2 separate regions of the Homo sapiens genome follow, and region 2 is linked to region 1. Evidence: chromatin loops called from intact Hi-C (ENCODE). Cell type or tissue: Calu3. All regions are shown on one strand.

The links. Hi-C counts contacts between places; a loop is a spot of excess contacts. Peaks named below come from ENCODE experiments on the same cell type or tissue, not always from the same donor. Only the 100,000 strongest peaks of a DNase experiment are listed, where the experiment ranks them.
Region 2: it touches region 1 in a loop (2.2-fold over the local background); 1 of 110 quality-filtered maps calls a loop at or near these places.

What each region holds. Positions count from the first base shown.
Region 1 is chr6:44,924,504-44,927,003 of GRCh38, reverse strand. All of the region lies in intron 10 of SUPT3H (SPT3 homolog, SAGA and STAGA complex component), which reads left to right. Among named protein-coding and RNA genes, the nearest start is that of MIR586, 270 kb to the left of the region's middle. In Calu3, no CTCF peak of the experiment used is centred here; a DNase peak (open chromatin) is centred at 1,373.
Region 2 is chr6:45,043,116-45,045,615 of GRCh38, reverse strand. All of the region lies in intron 3 of SUPT3H (SPT3 homolog, SAGA and STAGA complex component), which reads left to right. Among named protein-coding and RNA genes, the nearest start is that of MIR586, 150 kb to the left of the region's middle. In Calu3, no CTCF peak of the experiment used is centred here; a DNase peak (open chromatin) is centred at 1,255.

The DNA.
Region 1 (2,500 bases):
AGTGAAATTCCTGGATCAAAGGATTGGACCTTTTAAATTTCCTGATAATCTTACCAAAATAATTCTTAGAAAACATGAATGACTTCATAATTGTATAAGTGGTATATGAGAGTATAAACTCAAATCAGCGTTGAATATTATCAGTTTTATTTTTGTCATTTTCCAGGCAAAAATAAAGTAGCAACTATAGCAGCTAATATTTGTTGAGCACTCATGCATCATGCACTGCACTGTACTGACTCACACAGGCCTCATGACGACCTTAACAAATAGAAACTATTGTTAATTTATAGATGAGAAAACTAACAGACTGTTACTAGCCTTCCCAAGTTAACATACAGCTAGTGAGTGATAGGATATTTTTGTTTTAATTTGTATTTGATAACTAATGATATTGAACATTTTTATATATTTACTAATAATTTGTATTTCTTTGAATTGAATTATGTCTTTGCCATTTTTTGTAGGGCATTAGATTTATTTGTATGAATCTACTAACTTATGTGAATAAATTTTTGTAATTAAAAAAATTTTTAAGACATTTATCAGTCATGAACAGTAAAACTTTTTGTCAGGTTTGTTGCAGGTATTTTTCCCAGTTCTCCATTTATCTTAATTTTTTTCTAATTCGATATGTTTTCAATATATAGGATTTTATGTAGTTAGGTCTACTGGTATTTTCCTCTATAATATTCCGTTGTCTTAAGATTTAAAAAATTGTATAACCTGAGATTAAATACACATCTGTATTTTTAATTATTTTTTATTCAACTATAATTCTACATTTTTATCTAATATATGGAATGAGAGTTTCTATAATATAAAAACTAAATATCAAAATATGCCAATCAATTAAATGAGTAATCTATCCAGTTCCTATTTATTAGGATTACTTTATTTATCATCTGTTAAATTACTACAAGCGTATCGCGGGTCTTTCTGTTTTCTATTCTGTATTATTTTCCAAAATTATTGATAATGTTTTGTATGTACTACCTGAATATATAAAGAATACAATATTGAGGAAGGGCCTCAGGGTCTAAAAATGGGTGTAACAAAGGTTTAAATGAATTGTCCCATCAGAAAATTCATTGGCATTTGTTTGAAGAATATTTTTTTCACAACCTAAAAATTCAAATGCTTTTGAATGGTAATGGTAATGATTTTAACAAAAACATTCTTAGAATTTACTTGTTCAGGGTTAGAAGTAAAGAGCATTTTAAAATGTTATGATTAGAGCATTTGGTGTTTTCTCTCAGAGAAAATAACTCTGAGGGGTAGTCTAGTGTTCTCTTATGTCACAGGGAAGGTGGTCAGACATGTTTTATCTAGATCTTCACTATTTACAAGCAGTGGGTGGTACCCATGGTTACCTACTCAAGCCTAGCTCTCAATGGGAAGTGCTGTAAATTGCTGATATAAACCCAGGTCTGTAATTTTGAAAGCCAGAGAAAGGAAACTGTGTTTGCCGAGTGTGATGACATAATCCCATCTGTAATGCCTAAATCTATTTTAGTTTCTCCTGATATTCACAGTAGAAAAATGTTAACCCTCTGAACTTGCATGTTATCAGGTAACTTTCTATTGAACTAGAATAGTGAGACAATAAAATTGCTCATTTAAGCATGGTCATTAACCTGAATAATACCTTAAGTGCATCTGTAGAAACAAATCTCTAGTCCTTACTGGAGAGGACTTGAGCTAGCCAGTTAGTCTGGACCTCTGAGAAGCTTTGTGCTGTACCCAAAGACACTTTGCAAGTGCATGACAGAACTAACCCTAGAATCCAGCCTCCTGACTCTCAGATTACTGTGCCCATTTACTTTGATGTAAATTTATTAGAGGGTACTAGAGATGTTTTCATATCATTAGTTTAGGGATGTTCATAATGGACTAATAGGGATCGAAAATATGAAAAATTTTTAAAGAATTCTTCACATTGAACTTTTAAAAACAAAAGTGGCATGGCAGATTGTTTTGATCATTTTGATCTAGAATTTCATATTTGCAAATATTTATGTCATGAGCACATTAGGTTTGTCTGCATCTTATGTGTTCAACCTGGAAAATTAAATGTCACAAAATATTAGAATAATTTTCAAATGTAAATACCAAGTAGAAATTGGGTAGAAATAAATTATATGTGTTTTTACTGGAAGTGAAAATTTTCATAATAAATTTTTTGAGAGTACTAAATCTATTATTACAGATTGGAAACCAAACATATGTTTAAAACTGTAGGCCACTGATCCTAAGGAAAAAAATTAACATGTAGCATATTTATCATATAAGAATAACCTGAAAGTGAGTATTTCCCAGAAAGATATGAAACATTTAATTTAATTACTTTTAATTTTAATCACCAGAGCCTTTTCTGTGTACAGCAGCTAAATACTCTATGGCTTACTGGTACCATAGGCTTCAATAAATTCTTACTAATCCTACCCATTAAACTTTTTCTTTATTGGTTGACCTGTATTCTTAACTCTTTCAGTGGTTT
Region 2 (2,500 bases), 120 kb before region 1:
AGAGGAAGTCATATTGTCTCTGTTTGCAGATGACATGATTCTGTATTTAGAAAACCCCAGTGTCTTAGCCCCAAAACTCCTTAAGCTGATAAGCAACTTCCACAGTCTCAGGATAGAAAATCAATGTGCAAAAATCACAAGCATTCCTATACACCAACAATAGATAAGCAGATCTGCATTTACAACTACATGACTACATCCCATGAACAAGGTAGTTTGGGGTTATGACAGTATTTTAGAAGAATTTAGAGGTCTTAATACTTTGATGTTTTTGGCTTGAAGGACAGTGTGTTCCCCCAACAAAAAGATGAAGTTCCTGAGGAGGAAGCAGTTTCATTTCTTATAACGGTAGTTCTCAAAGTATGGTCCCCATAGACCACTGATGGTCTTCTAGGATTCTCTGGGTGGTCTTCCAGCTGGTTTCTTGAAATTCTAAGGTTTATAATATGACAGTATCTGTAGTCTGTTTTATGGCATGGATTAATAATTTACTTGTGACATTTCTTAAGTATTTTTTCAGATGCCATTCTTCCCATGAGTCATGATGAGGTTTCTTTTCAGTGACATAGTGGGTATAGATGGAGTTGGTCACTCTTTTTTCCTCTCGTGAAATAATCCACAATATGAAATTGAGAACTGCTACCTTAGAGATGTCAAACTATTTATATGATTAAAGCTTTGAGAAAGTCCTTCACTGACAATTTGTAACACTAAAATAATTTTTATTTTTTAACTGAAATCCCAGTTTGCATGCTTAAAATTGACTCCTCAGTTGGCCAGAGAGAAGTGGCTTTATTCTAAAACTGGAAGAGATCCCATCCAAGAATCTAAGACCTAAGAATCTAAGATAACACTTTGAGTTGAAAGCGTAGGGTCACCTGGCCTGAAACCCAGCAGGCCTGGATTTATTTCTGATTCCATCACCCAGTAACCATGAGACCTTGATCATGTTATATTCCATCTCTCAAGCTATTTTTAGCAGTAAAATTTTAAAGTATTTGTTTTACCATAATTAAATTCCTGGTATAGTGCCTGACTCATTCATTCAATAAGTAATATATTGACTGTCTCTTCTAATGATAGCTGTTTGGATGCATAATAAGGTAAGATGTGATTCCTGACTACAAGTGATTTACAGATAAGTAGTGGAGGTAGAAAAGGAGATCTAGCCTAACATTACAGTGCTATCACCTATTCCCTAGTGCTGTAGATACCCTGAGAACCAGGGGATTAGGGGTTTCCCCGAGGATATGAAACCTGAGCTGAGTTTCAAAGGTTGAATAGGAGTTAGCTAGACAAAATTGGAAAGATTATTCCAACCTGATAAAGGATTCAAAGGCATACAAAGCAGGATTTGTGTAGAGAACTCAGCCCTGCAGTGAAAAGTGCATAGGGGCGAGGTTGGAAATGATAATAGAGATTGGCACAGAGGCTTAAGAAATCAATGAATGGACACTACCATTAGCATTAACACTGCACTGCCTCTACTACTACTGCTATTTTATTAGCAGCATTAGCATTTTAGATGTTTAGGTAAATGGGAGGGAACTGTAGTAGCTTAATTTGAATAAATAATTCAGCCCACTTTGTTACAAATGAAAGTATAGGAAAAATGTATTTTTCTTGACTTACATACCTGAAATTAATAAATTCTGTTAATATGGTGTACATTTCTGAGTTTCTCATTTTTAGAAAGGCAGTAAGGGGTTCTTGAAAGCCCTGAGTTGTTTGTAGCTTCAGTTCATTTAGTTTTATTCATAGTGAGTAAAAGCTGAATTTCAATCTCTACCATGCCCCAACAATTATAAATTTGAAATTAGTGAAAGCTGAATTAATGTGGTTTCATCAAATAGTAATGGTGCATAGCTATAATCAGATCATATTTATTTGTGAATTTCTTTCCTTTTTTTTCAGCCTTTAATATGTGTATAGTCTTCCATAGTAGAATAAGCTCCTTGAAGGCAAGCTGGGACATTTTTGCTTTCCATGTTTTCACCTCTTTTTGTTCTTCATTTCCAATTCTAAAAAGCATCTAATATTGTGTCTGCGTGTAGAATAAATGTTCAGAATTTATGTCATGAAGGGATTTTTAACTTAGGTGTAAGTCTCATCATTGCTCCCTGTGGGAATTTTGCCTGAGGAGGAAAAGGACTGTGTTAAAACTAACATTATCTCAGGTACCATGCTCACTACTTGGGTGACTGGATCATTCATACACCAAACCTCAGTGACACACAACTCACCCATGTAACAAACCTGTACATATATCCCTGACACTAAAATAAAGGTTGGAAAAATAAATAAGACCGTTTATTTCTATTTGTGTGCATTTGTCATTTCTCTCATTTTCATGGAGAACAAAACAAAATTAAATAGGTGTTAATTAAGTTAAAGATTTTATACTCTTTTTGTAATTTGCCTTGGTTTTGGTGTTTGTGTGTGTGCGTGTGTGTGTGTGTGTGTGTGTGTGTGTATGTGTGTATGTAAGATACAAGGCTCC